Regions from separate parts of the Mus musculus genome. Here region 2 is linked to region 1. The links are chromatin loops, found by intact Hi-C in ENCODE. Cell type or tissue: left cerebral cortex. All regions are shown on one strand. Links, peaks and the distances in the headings refer to the core of each region. The heading gives the core; the rest is flanking DNA.

What was found. Hi-C counts contacts between places; a loop is a spot of excess contacts. Peaks named below come from ENCODE experiments on the same cell type or tissue, not always from the same donor. Only the 100,000 strongest peaks of a DNase experiment are listed, where the experiment ranks them.
Region 2: it touches region 1 in a loop (3-fold over the local background); 5 of 42 quality-filtered maps call a loop at or near these places.

What each region holds. Positions count from the first base shown.
Region 1 is chr1:121,602,179-121,607,565 of GRCm38, reverse strand. No RefSeq gene overlaps it. Among named protein-coding and RNA genes, the nearest start is that of Ddx18, 37 kb to the right of the region's middle. In left cerebral cortex, for the core only: a CTCF peak has its summit at 2,229; a DNase peak (open chromatin) is centred at 2,230.
Region 2 is chr1:122,337,649-122,343,035 of GRCm38, reverse strand. No RefSeq gene overlaps it. Among named protein-coding and RNA genes, the nearest start is that of Gm28590, 140 kb to the right of the region's middle. In left cerebral cortex, for the core only: no CTCF peak of the experiment used is centred there; a DNase peak (open chromatin) is centred at 2,763.

The DNA of each region.
Region 1 (5,387 bases), core at 233-5,232:
CTGTGCTTCACACAATGAGGAAAGATTAATTAGATTAGAAAAATGTGGCAGCCTTCGTGTGTGTGTGTGTGTGTGTGTGTGTGTGTGTGTGTGTGTGTTTGTGTGTGTGTGTGTGTGCATACAACATTGGGTCCACTAACGTAAGGGGGGAAGCATTTTCTCCTAGAGAGTTCCTGAGTCTGCTCTGTTTCTGTACTATATTCCCTTCTGTCAGGGCCAAGTAACAGGGGGAGCCTCCTTTCCTACCTTACCATCACCTCATCCAGCAATTCTTCAAATGCAATTCACTAGGCCTAGCCTACCATTCCCTAACAAAACCAGACTCTCTTTACTGTTAGGAAATACCCAACAAAAGCAGCATAAAGAAAGGTTTATTTGGGATCACCATTTGGGGTACAGTTTGTCATGAGGACGGATGGCAGGGCAGGAGGGGCAGGAGGTATCTGGTCACACTGCATAATCAGGAAGCAGATGTAGCTAAATATTAGTGCTCAGCTCACTTTCTCCTTATTATTCAGATCATGGACTGGAACTGCTCAGAATTCCAGTGAGTCTTCCCACTTCTAGTAGCCTAATCAAGAGTCCCTTACAAGCATGCCCAGAGGCTAACCTAATGGACAATATCCCTCACAGGAGTACCTGGAAGTTCATCTCTTTGATGATTCTAGATCCTGTCAAGTTGTCAATCACCCTAATATGTATAGGTGAGTGTGTTTGTATGTATCTGACACAGGATATCCTCAAGAGCCATTCCACAGGAAGCATCCACCTTCTTTTTGAGACAGGGTCTCTCATTGGCTTAGAACTTGCCAACTAGCCTAGGATAGTTCTCAGTGAGCCCCTAGGATCTGCTTGGTCTGTCCCCAGAGCTAAAATTACAAGCATGTGCCACCATTCCCAGCTCATTTGCATGAATGTGCTGAGGGTTGAACTCAGGTCTTTGTGCTTGCAAGGCAACGCTCTATGAACTAAACTACCTCCCCAGCCTAGTATGTTACTTTTAATTCCAAAATGTCTCTAAATATAGGCAGTTTATCCTATCTGCTCTTCTAGGTGGAAAAGACCTATGCTGGAGAGATGGCCCCATGGGTACAAGCACTTGCTGTGCAAGCCTGCGGACCTGTTTTGATTCCCTAGAACCATCGCAAAAGCCAAGACACAGTAGTGGAAGCACCTGTAATCTCAGTACTCCTACAGGGAGATGGAAGACAAAGATGGGAGAATCTCAGAAGCTAATGGTATATAGCTGTCAAGTTGTCAATCACCCTAATATGTATAGGTGAGTGTGTTTGTATGTATCTGACACAGGATATCCTCAAGAGCCATTCCACAGGAAGCATCCACCTTCTTTTTGAATACAGCAAAAAGTACAAGAGAGACTCAGTCTCAAACAAGGGAGAAGGCAAGGACTGACACCCGAGGTTGTCCTCTGACCTCCACACACACCATGGCCCATGTGCACTATGTTCACAAACAAAATTTGGTACACAGAAAGAGAAAGGGGGAAAAAAAGCACGCTCCCCACATTAACCGGCATGCCTGGCATCAGAAGACAGGGTTCTGGGTCTTACCTTGGAAGCCAGGTACTAGCTACACTGCCCTCTCTAGTTCCACCTTTGCCTCTTTCGTGTTTCCTCTTGAGCCATTCTATCCTGAAGTCACCTTGGATTCCAAGAACAACAGAAATGACCTATAAGGACCTTAGTGACAAGGGACTAAAGCTGCCTCCAAACTATAAAGAGCCTTACAGTCAAGACCATTCACAAAATGAATGCAATAATCAATCTATCAAGGTAAGGTCGCACCCTGGACTAGAAAGTAAGGTCTCGTGGGAACCAGATTGCTCCCCTCAAGTGATCATGGTAATCCCAGTTTCTTCAATCCCCCTGGAAGAGCCAGACCTGAGCTAATGACCAAGCAGATGCTACCTTGAGAAGGCTGTTTAACCCACCGCAGCATTGTCTCTACTTAAACCCAGTGCTCCTGTAAGGGAAGCATGGGGTCACTAGTCCTCCCCCCAGGAGACACTAAACAAATCTTTTCTTATTTTCACATCGCTTGTCTCTAACTGGTGAATTGAAACTCATCGGCCTGCCTCCTTCTTTTGGACTTCCAGAGCTGAGACCTTTGCCCTGCAGCTTCACTTACAGCACTCCGATTGCAGCACTCACTTCCAAGTCTAGGCCTCCGTTACCAGCAGCTCCCATTGCTTTGCTGGCTCTTGAGCTCCCACTCTTGGAAGCCAGCTGTCATACCAGGGGAAAACCCTAAGAAGCCTGAGGAGGCTCCCAGGAGGAGGGCTCCGGGGACTGCCAGGCATGTGGGTCTATCTTCCTACAAGCCATTCCTCCATCTGTTAATACGGTCCACCTGGCTGATAAATGGGTCAAGAAGAGACATGCTATCCAAGCTAAACAGACACCAGCTCCCTGGACAAATAATCACTGCTATTTTAAGCCATTAAACTGGCTGTGTTTTGTTAGGCAAAAGTTGGCTCCTGTCATGTTATGGGAAGGGATTTGCTCTTCTAAAAGATGAAATTAAAGTTCAATGTTTCAAAAACAGTAACCTCCTAACTTCTTTTAGGAGAACATAATGAAACTGTTTTCCTTCTTACCCCAGGATAACTCCATGAAGCCTTCCCAGTCTCTTGTCCTCTGGCCTCCAACTTGTGCTGTTCTGTGCCTCCCCTTCCCCACTTCCTTCCCTTCCCCCACACAAATACATAGAAGACATTTTTTCAGAAAAAGATTACAACTCATGCAGATGTTTTTCCTTGTAATTATTCCCTGACTAACAGTTTAACAAAAATCTGCATGACACTTACATCATACTTGGTATTATAAGTAATGTAGAGATTATTTGTTATCTCTAGAGTTATGCATATGGGAGTGTACAGGTTACATGCATACTCTACACCATTTATAAAGGGGATTTAAACATCCAAAGATTTTGGTGCCCATGAGGTTCCTGGAGTCATATTCACAGAAGATACTAGAAATGCTGTGCTTCTTTGAAGACCTTATTTCCAAATATAATCGCTATGTAGGATGGTTATTCTTCATTGTGAATTTGACCACATCTGGAATTAGCTAAGAACCACATGGCTGGACAGAGCTGTGAGGGATTTTTTTTCTTAATTAAATCATTTGAAGTGGGAAGGCACAGTTATAATCCGATGTAGGAAGATCCACCTTTAATCCAGGTTTTTGAAGTAGAAAGATCAACTTTTAATCTGGACCATACATTGTGCTAGCATTCTATGTGGAAGAAGGAAGCTTGCTCTCTCGCTCTTTGATTGTTTGCTCCCCCTTGCAAGTCCATTCCTTACTGGTATTAGAGCCTAGTTCTTCAGGACTCTAGTGTATACTGAAGAGCAACAAAGACATCCAGCCTCTCAGACTGAAGAACATCTGGATTCTTGAACCTTCTGTTAATAGATAGCCATTGTTGGACTAACCAAACCACAACCTGTAATCTATTCTAATAAATTCTCTTTATAGAGAAAGGGAGATTCAGCCTATAAATTCTGTTCCTTTAGAGAACCCTGACTAATACACTAGGACCAGGGAATCAGCACATAAATTTTGAGGTTTATTCTGCTGTCTTTACAGATGTTTATAACAAAGATGATCATTTAATTGATCATATGTCAAGGACCTGATACCTCATTTTTTTCACTTTCTTCTTACAACAACAACAATAATAATAATCTGAATAGTCCCCACTCTTTTAGACTGACAAAGCTAAGCCTAAGAGGGTTGAACAGTATTGTGTGACAATTTTTTCCAAGATAAAACATTCCCTCTTGTAGGAAAGTTCATTAAGAAGTGTGGTGTTCTAATGGGAGTTTAAACATTCCATCCTACAGGGAAGCTCCTTAAGCTAAGGAAGTAAATAACTCACCAGTTTCAGGAAGTCCCTGAAACTGAGAAGATTCACTAGGTACCTCCATTTCTAAGTATATATCAGCATTAAGGACTGCTTAGATACACTCTCAGACTAGCTTAGCTACCTAGAAGAGACAGAGACCATCTGAGTTGCCTGGAAGACACTCAGAACAACTGAGCTGCCCAGAAAACATACTTTTCAACCTGTTAAGCTGCTGTTAAACTCCCTATTGCCAGCTTTTCAGAGCTGTCACCCATGCTCGGCTGGGTTTGGTGGTGCTTGTTGTCTTTGAGTCATTTCTGCTCCTGTAAGTAACCTCTCTCATACACACACACCCTGTTCGCCAAGTTAGACTTTTGTGGTATCCATATTTTGGCCTGTCATTGGTTCCCTGGGGTGAATACACATTTATTCTTATCTCCTTAGGGACAGTGTCACACAGAAAGTATCCTGTTTGTGGTCTTAGAGCTGGTAATCAGAACTGGGATCCAGATACAGGTCTGTGGGTTTCCAGGGCACATACTTACCTAAGGCACAGTTGTTATTTGGTTGTTTGGATGGTTTGTTGGTTTAGTTTGTAACCCTGCTCAGCCTCTGGAATACTGGGACAGAATCACAGGCATGCACCACTTCACATAGTATTCTTTCTACGTTTTATCCCCTCCTCCCTTTAGACATTAATCAAGGACCTGTTAAAAGCAGCACTAAGCAAGCAAGCAAGCATAAGCTGGAGGGAGGAGAAGATCAGGCAAATTCACCCGTCTTGTACTTAGGTTCATCCTGACTCGGTATTCTGGGAGTCAGCTATGAAGTAACCAAGGAAACTACAGCTGCTTACTGGCATTTGTATTTCCCAATGGTTAAAGTGCTCCTTTGTGACAATACAACTCTGAAACCTCAGTCAGAATCCTCTGGCTATATCTGAAATAGAGGCATCAGGACATTTTCCCAATGGCTATATGTGCACATCAACAAATACCATGTTAAACAGGGAAGGAAAAAGCATGGGCACCATGTCCTCAGAGTGCATACAGTGGAGTAGGACCAAATTAAGGTGTACCCAAGTGAAAGAACTTAATGATGTTGCGTGTAGTTTTTTAAAACATACTCTATCGCCTTTGCCCGGGAGCTACCATGCTCTGGCCCCTTCTGGCTCCCTTTTGTCCCACCCAGCTCCGCTCCAGGATCGATCGCGATCAGTCCCCACCCATGCTCCCAGGCTAAGGTGGTAGCATGATTTTTTAAAACTACATGCAACATAATGATGACACTGCAAGAGGGAGGAGATCATAGGAAACTTCTCAAGGACTATGGAGATAACACAGTGCACACCTGCCATATGGGTAAGACGACCTGAGTTCAGATCCCCAACACCCAGGTAACAACAGACATGGCTGCGTGTATTAGAGTTACACTCTATGATCCCAGTACTTCGAGGAATAGACGGGAAGATGGGACAGAAGCCTGCCTGGAGTAAATGGTGGTGAACATCAGGA
Region 2 (5,387 bases), core at 115-5,114, 740 kb before region 1:
TTCTCCTTCTGTTGCCTGTGGATCAAGATTTGGACCTCTCAGCTCCTGCTCCAACATCATGTCTGCCAGCATGCATCCACGTTTCTCATTATAATGATAATGAACTAAACCTCTAAAACTGGAAGCCAGCGCCAAACTAAGTGTTTTTTCTTTATAAGAGTTGCCCTAGTCATGGTGTCTCTTTGTAGCAATAAAACCCAAATTAAGACAGATGCCAAACTTGAAATACCCACCCAAACACTTGTGACCTACAGATCCCTGAACTCTATCAACTCTGGCCCAATAACTATTCAAAGAGAATAAGATTCAGTTAAAAAAGTATTCTCCAGTTAGAAGATTCCATACAATAGCTTAGATAGCTTAGCTTAGTTTGGTGAGGTCAAAAAATTATTCTGGTGGTTGTGAGTGTGTTTATGTGATGTATATGTAAGTATGTGAACACATGTGTGGAGGTATGTACATGGAGAGGCCTCTCTTATTCTCTCACCTACTCAGTTGAGACAGGGTTTTTTACTGAATCTCAAAATAAGCTTATGCCCAACAAGCTCCAGAGAGCTATTGTCTCTGTCTTCCACATTAGTTGACTTAGTGAAGTGAATGAGACCATGCCTAACATTTGTGTAGGTGTTTGAGGGTGAAACTGAGGTCCTCATGTTTGCACAGCAAATGCTATCAACCAGTGATTCATCTCTAGTTGAATCATTTAGAGAAATCAACATCTGAACTTGTAGAAATAAAAGGAGATGTACACATCTCATGATCTTTCTTTTTTAGAAATCTGCCTTATATTTTGACTTTACTCAATCTACAGCTTGACTCAACAATAATCACTTCAAAAACAGCTAATATATTAGCTATTTAATTATTTGGCATTAACACATTTATCGTAACTACTCAGTGTTGTAAAAATAAATTTCATTCAACAGTGTATATGTATATGCATATAATATATAATATATATAATGTGTGTGTGTTATGTGACACTTTTTCTAATGGGGTACAACACAAATGTCTATTTATCACAGTGAAGAAAGTCAAGAGAGACCAAAGTAAAGAAATACTGACGAAATACCACTTGATGAACTGATATGTTTGTTGGGGTTACCCTATTGTGTATCAGTGACTGAGGGATTGCTTACAGAAGCTGAAATGACTCGAAGGCAGGTGCATTACCAACAGACCAGCACATCATGGGTTCCTACTGCTTGTGAAAGTGGGAATCCTACATCATATTGCGGTATTTGAAGACAGCTGAGCAGGTAACAAGAGTATCTTTCAGGAAATTCAAATGCTGACACCATTGCATACACTAGCAAGATTTTATCGAAAGGACCCAGATGTAGCTGTCTCTTGTGAGACTATGCCGGGGCCTAGCAAACACAGAAGTGGATGCCCACAGTCAGCTAATGGATGGATCACAGGGCTCCCAATGGAGGAGCTAGAGAAAGTACCCAAGGAGCTAAAGGGATCTGCAACCCTATAGGTGGATCAACATTATGAACTAACCAGTACCCCGGAGCTCTTGACTTTAGCTGCATATGTATCAAAGGATGGCCTAGTCGGCCATCACCGGAAAGAGAGGTCCACTGGACACACAAACTTTATATGCCCCAGAACAGGGGAACGCCAGGGCCAAAAAGGGGGAGTGGGCGGGTAGGGGAGTGGGGGTGGGTGGGTATGGGGGACTTTTGGTATAGCATTGGAAATGTAAATGAGCTAAATACCTAATAAAAAATGGAAAGAAAAAAAAACAAAAAAAAAAAACAAAAAAAAAAAAAAAAAGGAAATTCAGCTAGTATTGAATATTCGAAGCAGTATGGCTGATTTGAGTTTCCTTGGTAGTCCACACTACTACGTAAACCTTGAAGAGTGAGTTACCTTATGCATCTGCCCAATTTCAGAGATTTCCTAAGCTTTCTGAATTGTTTACTTAGTGGGTCTTAGGGGCTTTCCTTCATGATAAAATAGCTTAACTGAAAAGTATTACACAAACATGTTGACACAGCCTACACTATACATGGAACATGTCCTCCCCCTCCCCTTATGTACTAGCCCTATTCTCTCTCCTTTTCTCCCTCTCCATCCCATCAGTCATCTCTGCTTCCATAGACAGTTTCACTTTTACTTTTATGTCATGAGGATTTTATGCATCTACATAAAGCCTATCAGACACAGAAAACAATATTTGTCTTTCTGAGTCTGACTTTACTCATTTTCACAATGACTTCTTTAATTTCCACAATAATACAGGTCAAGTCACATGATAGGAAATCTCTGACAGCTCCGCAGTGACTTAGAGCATAGCACCTTACCATCAATGTCCAGCTATATAAAGTTTTATAAAGGAGAGCCTGATTCCAAATTAAGAGTGGCTTAGTGCGGGCAACTCTTACTTGCCAATCCTAATACCTCTTAAAGGTTCTAAGTTCTTTTCTTTTCTTTTCTTTTCTTTTCTTTTCTTTTCTTTTCTTTTGTTTGTTTTTTTTTTTTTTTTTTTTTTTTTTTTTTTTTTTTTTTTTTGGTCTTTTGAGACAGGGTTTCTCTGTGTAGTCCTGGCTGTCCTAGAACTCACTCTGTAGACTAGGCTGGCCTCGAACTCAGAAATTCACCTGCCTCTGCCTCCCAAGTTCTTTTCTAATTAATTTATTTGTATTTACACAGATTTCCCAAAGTGCTCCATATTTAGCTCCATCAAACTTTCTCTGAAGATCACCTATTTTAGTCTTCAGTGCCAGAAGTGTTAGTCACAAGACAATTCAAACAGTGGGTGTTTAGAACATTTGCATTTGACTTGGCATATTGCAGTCTAAATGGTAACAAGGTCCACTGCTGATAACGGATACTTCAGAGAAATCTTCAGGCAGGGACAGAGGACAGAAAGTAGAGTAGAAGGGGAAATGTATTGGGGGGAAAAGTCCCCAGAAAGGAGCATTCTCTTACAGATTGGAAAGTCACCAGGAAGAATGAGCTATGCTGGTGTCAATAAGAAGCTTATCCTGCGGATCTAAGGCCAAATAATTAACTACTTCGCAATTTAATGAGCACTCCTCCTGATTGCTTTCAGTCACCCATGAGGTCTTTGCTGAAAGAGGGGCTGCTCGAATCGCAAGCTTTTGTGTGCTGAAAAAGAACCTAGGAGGAAGAGCGTTTATGTGAAAATGAACTTGGTGAGACCTTCTCTGTGGACTGGAAAGAGAACATTCTCAGAGGGCAGTATTAAATTCAACCCAGATTCTTGCTGAAGGTTTCCCCTTGCTTTATTGATCCCAGGAAGGCAAAGTGTTATTGAGGTCAGGAAGAGGTTGGCATCATAGTGTCCTCCAGAATTCCCCAGAGGGCTGTGAAAGTCTTGGTCATGATCTCTCCTCGAAATGCCTCGAGTGAGTTCTTGGGAGTGAGTTCATTGAGTTCCTGACAGTTTTGTACAACTCTTTGTTGACATGAAACACAGTAAAGTTGTCTATATGTTCTTTCTAAGTTGCTCTAAGAAGCTTTTTCTCTTCAGAAGGAGAATATTTTTAAAGTCAGTTGTTTAGGAAAAAGTAGCTCCTTTAACAGTACTCTGTTGAGGGAACACTTAACAGTTTTGAAGACTAAAAAGGTCATTGTATGTTAAGGACAGTGGGTGATATTTAATTATCTTGAGCAATTATAGTCGAGGTGTTTCTGAACCTTAGAGGTGCTGAATTTCATTTTACAAAAAATAGGGATTGGAAATGGGAGGAAGATGACTCAGTTGCTGGAGGGGAACAAAAAAGAGTCGATTAAAGTCACAGAACCATGAGGACCTGAGGTGGGTCCTAGGTATCCATGTGAAAGAGCTGGGGAAGATGGGCGATACAAACTCAGTTCTGGGAAGGAAGAAACAGATGCCTACCTTGGGGCTCACTGACCTGCCAGCCTAAATGATCAATGAGCTCCACATTCAGTAAGAGATCCTGTCTCAAAAAATGAGGGTGGAGAACAATAGTGGAGGATAGCTGGAATCAGCTTCTAGTTCCAGCATTCATACTTGAATGTATATGTGAGGTTGTACACATGCAGAAATGCACACATACACGCACACAGACACATATACAGACATATACACATACTCACAGGGACACAGACACACAGATATGTACATATACACAGGTACACAAACATAAACATATACATATACTCATAGGCACCCAGAGAGGTGCACACATGCCCATGTATGTGCACATATACTCTCACACATACATATGCACATTCAGACATTCAGCAAAAGGGTTTACATTTTATGAAGTCACATACTCTCTTATTTCTAACGACTCATATCTCTGCATCCACTGCCCGTTTCTTTCTTTCCTCTGTTCTTCTACTGGTTGCCACTTTCTCCTTTCCTTTCATTCCCATTCCTCAAGTGTTTCCTAAATGAAGACATGTAAATGAAATATTTCAATGGAAGTGACACTGAGCTGTAGACACATGTCAGTCTTTACTGGTTGTGGTTTTTGTCAGTTTGACACAAACCTGAACAGATCTGGGAAGGAAATCATCAGTTAAGAAAATGCTTCTATTAGACTGTCTGTAGGCATACATTTCATTGAAAGTGATGGGAGAGGACCCATCTCACTGAGCCTATTGACACACATGAACTGGTGTCACAGTTGTATACAATGGCAGGCTGAGCAAGCCATGGGGAGCAAGCAAGTAAGAAGCATTCCTTCATGGCTGTGCTTCTCAACCTGTGGGTTGAATCTTTTATAACCATCATCTAAGTCCATCAGGAAAACACAGATATTTACATTATGATTCAAAACAGTAACAAAGCTACATTATGAAGTAGCAAAGAAAAGTTTATTGGTTGTGGGTTACCACAGCATGAGAAACTGTATTAAAAGGAAGCTTGAGAATCACTGTTGTATGGTCTCTGCTTCAGATCCAGCCTTGAGTATCTGCCTTGGTTTCCCAAGATGAACTGTGATTCAAAATATCTAAGCCAAATATCTAAGCCAACTCATCCCAAGTTGCTTTGGGTCATGGTGTTTTAGCACAGCAATAGAAGGAACTCTATTGTGGGCTCTGACCTTTCATCCCTTGTTCACAAGGAGCCTTGCTTGTCACATTAACAGTTCCTCATTTCATAGAAAATTCTCTTCTCTACTCTTTCCAGACATTTCTTTGAATTCTATCTCAGATAACAGCATCCAAAACATCTGATCATTTTCACCAGGTATGTCCAATTATTTCTGCTTTTATTATTTCCCAAATACTTTTGAATCTGTTACCTGCCTCAAAAGATTTTACATTCAGTTTACTTCCATTCATTTCCTTCTCGTCATTCCCTCCTGTCCTAGTTAGTGTTTTGATGCTGGGAAGAGACACCATGACCACACCAACAATTGCAAAGGAAAATATTT